Regions from separate parts of the Homo sapiens genome. Here all the other regions are linked to region 2. A link is a contact called in ENCODE Hi-C or POLR2A ChIA-PET data. All regions are on one chromosome and are shown on one strand. The core of a region is the stretch at or near the end of the contact, and the rest is flanking DNA. Distances in the headings are between cores, read along the strand shown.

The links. A loop is a pair of places that touch in the nucleus more often than their neighbours do. ChIA-PET counts read pairs that join two places held with the same protein, here RNA polymerase II (POLR2A). Pooled maps may share reads with other maps.
Region 1: a loop to region 2 is called in a map with no recorded cell type, with 9 times the contacts of the local background. The contact joins two enhancer-like sites. A Hi-C loop is called at or near these places in 2 of 168 maps with a recorded cell type or tissue (A673 and sigmoid colon), 13 of 37 single-sample maps with no recorded cell type and 12 of 50 pooled maps. POLR2A ChIA-PET finds 5 or more read pairs at or near these places in 2 of 52 experiments (activated T-cell and naive thymus-derived CD8-positive, alpha-beta T cell).
Region 3: a loop to region 2 is called in a map of GM12878, with 4 times the contacts of the local background. The contact joins two enhancer-like sites. A Hi-C loop is called at or near these places in 6 of 168 maps with a recorded cell type or tissue (GM12878, PC-3, PC-9 and 3 more), 31 of 37 single-sample maps with no recorded cell type and 17 of 50 pooled maps.

Annotation. Positions count from the first base shown.
Region 1 is chr2:176,995,905-176,999,321 of GRCh38, reverse strand. No RefSeq gene overlaps it. Among named protein-coding and RNA genes, the nearest start is that of MIR4444-1, 220 kb to the left of the region's middle. Within about 2 kb of position 2,066, at least 4 of the 41 ENCODE cell types and tissues checked have a DNase peak (open chromatin) inside an H3K27ac peak, as active enhancers do.
Region 2 is chr2:177,147,384-177,151,166 of GRCh38, reverse strand. All of the region lies in intron 1 of LOC105373760 (a long non-coding RNA gene), which reads left to right. Among named protein-coding and RNA genes, the nearest start is that of MIR4444-1, 63 kb to the left of the region's middle. RefSeq lists an enhancer at 2,069-2,792. Within about 2 kb of position 2,091, at least 2 of the 41 ENCODE cell types and tissues checked have a DNase peak (open chromatin) inside an H3K27ac peak, as active enhancers do.
Region 3 is chr2:176,930,664-176,934,157 of GRCh38, reverse strand. No RefSeq gene overlaps it. Among named protein-coding and RNA genes, the nearest start is that of MIR4444-1, 280 kb to the left of the region's middle. RefSeq lists an enhancer at 1,959-2,258. Within about 2 kb of position 1,762, at least 4 of the 41 ENCODE cell types and tissues checked have a DNase peak (open chromatin) inside an H3K27ac peak, as active enhancers do.

The sequences.
Region 1 (3,417 bases), core at 817-3,316, 150 kb after region 2:
ATAACTTACTTTTGTATGATGCTTTATTGTTTAAAAAATGCTTTCATATATATTTTCCTGTTGGGAGCCCCACAATAGTCATGTATGACAAGAAAGTTATTATTAGTTTCTGTTTTATAGATGTAGAAACTGAAGCTTGGAAATATGGAGAGGTTTACCTAAGGTCGGTTCAACCAATTCAACCAATATTTCATGAGTACTGTAGAATGCTTTATATATCCAAGGGGGCTTTCAAAAATCATTATTTTATAGTCCCTGCTAACAAAGTGGTGAGACACATATTTACCAAATCTTCTCACTTCCTTTCCAGTACTATGTCCATGAAATTATGGGTCTTTCGCATGACCTGTGGAATTATATGAAGAATTTACTTCTTTAAAAATTTTCAACCCAAGTATTTGTTGGTTTGGAGTTGCAGCATAAAGAGAGCAGAATGTACAGATAATTAGAGGGGGAATGAATTAACCAACAGAGAAGAGTATTTGGTCTTGCTTTTTGCTTTAATTATTTTTGATTATTTTCTTAAAGAGGAGTCATTTGGGGAGTTTTTTTTGTTTTGTTTTTTGTTTTTTGTTTTTTACCAAGCATTTCATTGCAGTGTTTAATCACAGTACTGTGTACTGCTGTATTGATCTGATATGCTCAGTTCTGGCCAGGGGCCATCAGTGTACACATGCAATGGAACAAACTGACCAAGGTAGAAAGACAGATTGGAGATGAGGGCAAGTGCCTGGAAACTGGGCTGCCATGGGCATCTGTGGCCAGGCTGGGATCACACTAGCAGATTTCAATGCCTTTTTACATGGCCTTATACTAGGCTGGTCCTATTAGCACATGACATGCTTAATGGTTTGTTGTTTTTCTTAATTTCCTGGAGAGAAGATCCTTTTGAAAACTCCAAATTTTTCTAAGTTTAGCTAAGAGGTTCCTCTTAGCTAATGTTCCCCCCCACCCCCCCCCCTTACTTCTCAGTTAGTTTTGATTAAGGGTCCTTAAGGAGAAGTTCAGAGGAACCAGAAAATGGGAGTGGCTGTCAGGCATGACATGTCAGGCTTGGTATAGTATTGAAACCAAGGAAAGAGTCTGTGCTAGGGCAGAAGAGTGGGGTGCAGTCTCCCAGAGCTGAAATAGCACCTTAACTCTGCTGCGTGATCCTTAGACATTTAATCTTTCTGGGACTCCGTTTCCTTAAAGTAAAATTGAGGTAATGTGCATATTTTAATTGGCTATTAATGAAATAACATTATGTGAAGGGTTAAGCAGAGTCCATGACATACAGCAGGTACTCAATAATAAGAGCAGCTACTACTACTATTACTGTCACTGTCACTACCACTAGTGTAATTGGGGTCAAGAGAGCAAGAAACCAGATTAGCTCTGCTCCTCTCCCTTTTCCACCCTCTTGCATCCTGTTATTATGAGTAGAAAGGGAAAGCCCTTGAGGCAAAAAATCACAGTTAGAACCCATGCCTCAAGTATTTTAGCTGAAGATGTAGGAACTGATTCCCAGGAACTACAAGGACTTTACTAATGGTATTTTCAGATTGTTCTACTCTGCAGTCTACATTGGGCACTAGAATTTTAGACTCCAGATACGTTCTCAGTTGTAATTCAACTGTTCAGTTGCTGTGGTGAAATACCTTAGTTTTCTGAACTTCCTTTTGTCTTGTGCTAAATGAAAATGAAATATGTCTAAATCAAATCAAATTGGTAGAAACGTTTGAATGGTACAGGCCAAAGCATCCATGCATGATTCTCATGTGTTACCTCTGTTCCCTTGTCCCCACTGTCAACACAGGTTGCATATTCCTTTTCATTTGTTCTTTTTGTAATAAATGTTTTGGTATACTAAAGACACAACAGGGAAGTTCATGCTTTTATTTATTCATTTATTTAAAGAACTTTTCTGGGCACCTAGTACATCAGGCATTGACCTATTTAGGGAAGTGCTTGGGTTCTCCCAGGCATTGTAATGGGTAGCAAATGAATCACGGGTTCATATATGATCTGGCAGCATATGAACTTAGTCAGTGGAAACAGTGAGTCAGGAAGCCAAAAGGCAAAGTCCATCTCTGCACAAGGAGAGAGACTGAGCTGGGAATGATGCATTGTGGTCTGGGAACCTCATTATTAGCAAGTTGGAGACATACTGGAGAGTGTTCAGAGAAAAGTAACAGGGATGATAAACGGGCGGAAAGACTGATTTATGAAGACTTACACAACAAAATATGTATTCTTGGATCAACAAAGACTTCAGAAGAAATGTGATCACTATCAACTACTCTCTGAAGGTTGTGAATACCCCAGAGAAATACACGATGTTTAGCTTGATATTTGAAATGGTGACAAGGAATTACAGGATGGCAAATTTAACCTGTGGATCAGAGAAATATGAGGCTCACAAATTTATCTTATGCCTTATTGACAGAAAGTGGCATCAAAGGGCAGCATCCTTAATCTATTTTACCTTCAATCTATATTTCTGCAATTGTCATTATATTTAATCATTTGTTTTCTGTTTGTGCTCAGGGATTTTATGTATGTTTCCTATTTACATATACCTTCCTTGAAGATGTCAAAAATAAAATATTTGATTTTTTTTACTTTCTACTTCAAAGGCTCAAAGATAAAAGCAGTTAAAAACAGTTTTTTTTAAAACTGAGGTTTGCGTACTTAACCTTCGTTGAAGGTCATTGCCATAATGAAGGATTTTATTTCTATGGAAAGCCAAATGGGTGGAGTGACTATAAAACTGTTCTTTAGAGCCTTATCTAATCACAATTTATACACACACACACACACACACACACACTCACACATGCTATAGTAGAAAACTTTCAAGGGTATAAAATCAATTTAGGGGCAGAATCCAATCCCTTGCAATTTTATGTATTCTGGATTCCTACAAAAGGGGCCATTTTAGCTATGGGGTGGAAGCGTACAACTTCAAGGAACTAACCTGATTGGGGCCGGGCCTAGGATTCAGGCTACAGAAGCCCTCAGAAGATCTGGGTCCTGTGGACTGGTAAGGCTGCCATCAAATCTCTTGAAATATCTGTGGACTCCACAGTCCACATGGGTATCCAAGTGGTTTCTGGGCAGTGACTCCATGTCTGGATTGGAGCTGGGTTGGGTTACAGGGTGAAGGCACAACCCAGGCTAAGACTAAGAGCTCGGTTCATTTCCCAGCCACAGTGATTTGCTGCGGGGGGTCAAGGCAGGGGCCAGGAGGGCGGATTGTGATTGAAACTGGGATTTGCAGAATATTTTCTGGGAAAGCTGGGACTCAGACCTTCTCTTCTGCTTGTCAGTGCAGCACACAGATAGGAAGGCTGGGAATGCTGGGGTAAATCGTGCTGTCATGATGGGAGCCAGCCTGGGAATGAGGCCCGAGCATGGGCCAAGGCAGAGCCAGAG
Region 2 (3,783 bases), core at 842-3,341:
AAACATAAATGATGGGCACAGCTTATTATGTTTTTTTTCTGGATGCATTTTGAAATGACCATTGGATGTACTTCTTTTGCATTTTTATTGTGAAATACAGAACCAGTTTTGGCACTTTATGTAAGTGGAATCATTTGTATTCTTCTGTGTCTTGCTGCTTTTGCTCAAAATTGTATTTTGCGATTCATCCATGTTGAGTGTGGCATTAGTGCATTCATTTTCAATGCTGAATAATATTTCCTTACGTGAATTTACCATGTTATTTGCCATGCTATTTTATTCTTTAGGGACTTGTGGGTTATTTCTAGTGTTGAACAATTGTGACCGATGTTGTCTCTTTTTTTAAAAGTTCATTTTTCTGTTCAAGAAGGTCTAAGAATGTGATTTTAAACATCTTTAAATATTTTAGGAGGTCAGGATCCCTTTCCAATTCCCTTGAAATGAAACCTGACAAGTGGTTCCTGTGGGTTCCTGATTTGCTTACTCATGAGACCAAACCTGAGAAGTCTGAGGAGCATTTCTAAATTAAAATGTTTAAATAGGTCAGGTGAACTGAAAAAACAAAGAAACAGTTATTACCAGATCTCCCATTTCCCCTAGCTCTTCCACTTCATTGTTGCAATCTTAGCGAAATGCAGTCAGCTTGCATATTTTCCTGCATCGGTCCTTTGATCAGTAAAGTAATTTCTTTTCCTTCCTTTGTGCAAATCTTTTGATTATAGTAAGTTCATTCTTTAAAGACCAAACGTGGTAAAAAATATTAACAACTTGAATAATTTTAGCAACTATCTAAAATAACTTATTTTGCAGGGGATAAAACTAGAAATATTTACTTTTATAAAGTGAATCATCAAAATATAATACAACCAGTAATAAGATCATAGTGTATCATATATTTTAATAACAACATATAAGATAGACACAGTGTAGTATAGAAGTTCAGGGTATAGGCTCTGGAGTCAGAAAGACCAGGTTCAAATTTCAGTTCCACTTCTTACTGCCCATGTCAATGTGGTGAATTTCTTAACCTTCTAGAAGTAGCTTTCCTCAATTATAAAATAAGGATAATAGTAGTATCTATTTTAATAGGGCCATTGTGACCATCAAGTAAAAAACCTCAATAAATGTTAGTTGTTGTTGATATATTTAGCACATCCAAAGGGTAGAATAACCAGAGTATTTATTAACAAATCTTGTCAGAGATAGTTATCTGCTTATGTTATAGCTATTTATTCAACATTTAATAGGCTCCTCTTCTGAGGCAGAGGTTGTGGATCAGACAAAAGTACAATTTGTGGAGGTAAGACAATTAGAAAATTATGATCAAGTGGCAATGTTAAATAAAATATATTTGAAAACATAAAGTAGGAAGTGATTGCAGAATGTGGATCAATTGAAGGTACAACTTTCTAGGAATTGTATTTTGAATTTGATCTCAAACGAGGTAATAGCCACAACTTTGCCACGAAGAAAATTGAAGTTCTTTCTTCCAGAAAATGTGTGCATGTAAAGAATAGAAGGAAAAATGAGTACGACCTCTTTTGGGGGATAATAGGAATGGAAACTGTGAATGGAATGGGTGAAGAAGGGAGACATAATTGGTGGAATATTTTATAAACAGCTTTTCTTAAGACTCATATTTATTAGATGGTAGGAAAAATAAAAATTCAGTTCCATTTGGATTGGCTTACTGAATTATAAACTTATTAAGGCAAAATGTGACCAATCTGGCAGATTAAAGAAAAGTGGTAATATTTTGGCAAAATAAACTTTCTATATTTTCCTTTTCTTAATAAAGATATAAATAATAAAGCACTTTGACATTTCAGAGATTTGAAATTTATATTGAAAAACCACTCTTGAAATTCCTGTCAGTCATTTGAATCATTTGCTTCTTTTGTCATCTTCTTGTTACTTTTTTTTTTTTTTTTTTAAAGATAAGACTCCTTCCCTATTGCTTCGACTATAGTTAGTATTTTCTAGGTTGGCTGTAGGGATTGTTCCCTGAAGCTTATATACCTCACCACGCGTTGACGACTCCCCCAGGTCAATAGAATCCACTAGGTGGCGCCCAGGTCTACTGCCGCGTCTCGTCTCCGCTGGGCGCAAATCTTGGAACAGCTGTGGATGTTCGAGGAGTGGTTGGAGAGATCAATATGATCCATGTGGAGCAGCTTCCCTACCGTCTGCTCCAAAAGGCTGTAAGCCTGGTGTCCTTCAAACTGTTACTGTAATGAAATACCCGAATATGGACAATGATGGTGTGGTTTTGAGTACGAGAAAGCCTGCGGTTTTGCTTCGTGAGACTTAAAGACGAGCAGGCAGACAGGCATCCATCCAGCTGCAGTTCATAGCCGATGCCCCCGACAAGTAGCAGGCTGGCGACTGAGAAGCTCCCCAGAAGCTACCTTTAATGCCCAAAGATTGATTTAGGCAATGACACTGCAATGTACGGAAGGGGAAAAAGGGACGAGAGGAAGGTATCAAAAAGAGGGAGATTATTTCAATATTAACTTGAGTGCAGGCATAATTCGCTCTCATTTCTGGCAGGCAATTGAGCACTCTGCTTCATATGCAAAATCGAGGGTACATTCTGATGTAGATTTCAGATAGCGGGAAATGAAGGTATTTTGTTTTTCTTTTAAATTGCATTGGGCAATTTCCTTTCTTATATGAAACGCTGTAGGCTTTGTACAATTATTTTATACGTTATTACCATTCTTCTAAAAAGGGACAGCTTTTTTCTTTCCAATTTAAAGTAGTGGATAATGACTTTGGCAGCATTTTCCTGCCTTTTTCAAGTTTATGGAACCCATTCCTCATCATTAGGCTGAAGATGCAGATAAGAAAGGACGAGCCTTTTTCTGGAGCTTGTCACATCAATGTTGCTTCTTAGGTGATTAAAAAGAAAGCAGCGAGGATCTTGGAGAAAACGTCTGACAAAAGGTAATGGAAACCCAGAAACAGACGAAAACCGGTGATAGATTAGGCAAACCTTCTCTGCTAAGTGCATGTGTGCATTTCAGCTCAGGAACAAAAATAAGACCCTGTTCTACGGAGGCTCTTAAAAAACTGACCTGTGCTGGCCCCACACGCTAAGGTTTATTTGAGGCGCCCGAAGGTGATTAGATCCAGGAGGAGGCGTTTTTCTGCAGTTTAGCTTAGGAACTCAGAGCCAGCCAAATGCTTACTGCAGCTGCTTGTTGGCTGGTTCAAAGGTATAGAGCTGCTTTAATTAAAATCGGCAGGCGCGTTTTGATTTTGGTCAAAATAGATTTTGTTATTTTTAAACTTCCTGTGGAATTAAAAAAAAAGTATTTTTATTCCCTTTTCTTTTGTCCAGCATTCTTATTCCCATTTCCATCCTCTGCTATCATAATAATGGGAGGGGGTTCAGTATGGAATTCTAAAAATCTCCCCAGGTTTATCTCTTCAGGGATACGCGATGGTCCAACAAAAACATCTTTAGCACAAATGTAGCTTGGAGTATATGGAAATTGTGTAGTAGTCACAGAGGTATTTCTTAAAAATATCTTTGCTAATAATTTTGGTAGGCTAGAAGTAGATGAGTGAACATGATATTCAACTATGGAAGGTATTTTGCCTGGTGTTCAGTTGGTTTATTGTTTTGAAGGAGGGAAATTGGCATGCAATTTAATAAAGAAAGTACTTTTTCTAAAACGAAACATTTATTTCTATTTATTAAAATATGGTATTTCAATATGCAACAAAGAAAAAATGATTTCTGGTATGATACTAGAAACAAATCTGGAAGTGAAAAAA
Region 3 (3,494 bases), core at 513-3,012, 220 kb after region 2:
AAATAATACTAATTTTAGTTGGATCAACTGTGTGATTCTCAATGAAGATATGTTAAGTCAGATTAATCATGTAAATAATTAGCAGAAGAATAAAAGAAAAAGTCATTGTTTTTAAAAACTCTGAATAAATTGATATATTTAAGCCACTTTGTTTCTCAATAGTATATCAAATCCAATTCTTAAAAACAAACCTGTGGGGGCTGGGTGTGGTGGCTCACACCTGGAATCCCAGCACTTTGGCAGGTGGATCACTTGAGGTCAGGAGTTCGAGACCAGCCTGGCCAACATGGCAAAACCCTGTCTCTACTAAAAATACAAAAATTAGCCAGGCATGGTAGTGCACGTCTGTAGTCCCAGTTACTCAGGAGGCTGAAGCAGGAGAATTGCTTGAACCCGGGAGGCAGAGGTTGCAGTGAGCCGAGATCACGTCACTATACTCCAACCTGGGCAACAGAGCGAGAATCTGTCTCCAAAAACCCAAAAGCAAACAAACCCATGGATCAGATCTTACCTACCATGGATTTTCATTGGTAAATAAACTCTTGGTATTCTGTATCTGCAAGGAGTCATCTGATATGCATGTCTGTTTGTTAAACTAGATTTTACTACAGCTTTTTGGGGTTGGTTTAAAGACTGTATTAGCACTGCATTCCTAATTAACTGCTGACACAAATACTAAGGGGGCAAGAGTGTTGCCCACAGCTTGCCTGCAGTTACCAGGTGTAATTATGCACATAGTAGAGATTCAAATCAAGAATAAATCAGTTTCTGGAAACATGCTGTAAGCACTCAGTGTATCGCCCTGCCATTTCCCCCGTTAGCGTTTTTGAGGCATGCACCCAATAGAAGAAATAGCAGGTAGCTACTGTTTAGCTGAATTTAACCTCTGAAGATAAGCATTTCTCCATGTTGTTGGCCAAACATAGAATTTTCTTTTTGCTTTTCACATGTAATGGGAATACAATGATTTCTTCTCATTGCCAAATCTTAGCTGAAGGAAACCTCAGATAATTTTGAAAACTCTCTTATTTTACCAGTTAACAGACATGGCCTAAAACAGTGATATAACTGTTTAAAGTCATCCAATTGGTTAGGGAGGGCTAACCAGAGAAGCTAGGTTTTTCTCACCACACTACACTTTTCATTTGGGAAACGGGGAGTGTTCATGGTTTGATGAATCAAGTACAGTGTAGGGAGCAGACTGTTATGGTCTGTAGACATAAGTGGGATTCAATTTTCTTGTTTGTTGAATGAGAATTATGCTTGTTATGTTATTAGAATGTTTGGGTCAGGAGCAAGTTCTTTTCAAAATAAATAATTTTATTTTGGAGAAATAAAGCAATCTGGGGAAAATTGCCACTGGCCAGTCCTTTTAAATCAATTCACAGGGTCAGTAGACTCTAGTACCGAGGTTGGATATGCTAAGGATAGAGCGAGAGAAAGAGCTCAGTGACTTTTTCAACAACTAGAGTTACTTGCTTAATTATACTTTTTTTTTTTTTAAAAAAGACCTTCGAGGTACAGTATGAGCAGGGAGTAGGGTGAGGACTTCCCTCAGCACCCATCACCAAGTACTCTCAGGGCACCAGCAGGCCCCCATGAAATAGGTGCTGCCAGAAGCCCATGCCTAAAATTTGCTTGGGATTCATCTCTTCCCTTTCTTTTTTATGATGCTGAACCAGAGGATAAAAAGATAAAGAATTGCACAGCCTGGCACGTGAATGCTTCCCCACTGCGTGCTGCTGTTGTGGGGAGGAAGTAGCAGCCGCCAACCGCTGTTTTATTAATAATGAGGCATTCACATAAATTCCATGCAAAATTGATTTTTGACTGTTATATAAGAATCAAATACTAGGCTTTAAAAAGTAATTGAGAAATCTATTTGTAATTTACTTTGCCTATAAGAACCCGCTGTCCTGCCATAAACAATTTTACAGTATTTTCCCCCCTGTTAAACAGCTATTTTTTACACATCTGTTTGGCCCTTTTGCACGACATGCAGTCAGGAGGTGTAACGAATACAGGTTTGAAACAACATGTGGCCACCATTTCTTTCAGTTTCATCTTCAAGGGGATCTCTTGAAAGTTGTGATATCATTTTCATCACAGTACAAGTGAAGTATGTTAATGGCTAGTTATCTGACACTGGGTGTTGACTGATGAGTCATAAATATGCCTTCTGGTGGTAGGAAAGCATGATGACAAAGCTAAGTAATGAAAAAAAAAAGAAAAAAAAACCCAAACCAACGAACCAAAACAGTCTGTTTCTCACTTGTCTTTAAATGCCTTAAGGGCTATGGTCAAATGGAAAGTTCTGTTACAAAGAGTTTCTCTGGGAACCTATTCAATATTCAGCAGTCCTGTACATATTCAACTGTACCAAAAGTATTTAAAGTGTAATTGATTTATTTCTAATTTTTCTTAAGATGGAAATTAGATGGACAAGAAAAGTTTTAAAAGACATAGGTAATGTTACATATTTTGGCTTAACTTCTATTTTCTAAGGATTATTTCTCAGAAGAGAACATGCTTCTGTTCTTATTCTAGGACTTTTTTTTTTTCCAAAAGAAATCCCTTAAAAAGAAAAACAAATCCCTAGTATATTTAAAAAATCCATTCCCCACCATGATCAAATTAGAACATTTCCATCACCCTAGAAGTTCCCTTGTGCTCCTACAGTCAATATATTCCCCCAGCTCTTGGCCCCAGCCAACCAACTACTGATCTGCTTTTTGTTGCTATGGTTTTGCCTTTCCTAGAATTTCATACAGACAGAATCATAGTATGTAGCCCTTTGTGTTTACCTTTTTTCACTTAGCATAATATTTTTGAGATTCACCTATGTTGTCGAGAGTACTAATATTTTGTTGCTTTTATAGTAATACTCCATTGGATATACCACAATTTGTTTATCCATTCACTGGTTAATAGATACTTGGGTTGCTTTCAGTTTTGACGATTATGAATAATGCTGCTATAAACATTGATGTAAAAGTTTTGCGTGGACACATTTTTATCTCTCTTGGGTAAATATCTAGGATAAAGATTGCTGGGTCACATGGCTTGTATATGTTTAACTATATAAGAAATAGTACCATTTTATACTGTCACACAGTCAATGTATGAGAGTTCAAGTTGTCCTACCTCTTCACCCATCCTTGATATTCTCAAGTGCGTAGTAAGTAGCTCATTATGGTTCTAATTGACATTTCCCTCATAATTTGTGATGTAGATCATCTTTTCATGTGCTTATTGGAATTTGTATAACTTCTTTTGTAAAGAGTCTCTTCAAATCTTTTCCCCATTTTATTGGGCTCTTGCCTTCTTAAGTTGTAAATATCTTTTATATATTCTGGATACAAGCCTTTTTGTCAGATATGTTTTTCATATCTATTATTTCAGTCCGGCTTGCCTTTTTTAACACTTTTTTCTGAAGAGCAAAAGCTTTTACTTTTGAAAATGTTTATAAATATTTTTCCTTATGAGTTGTACTT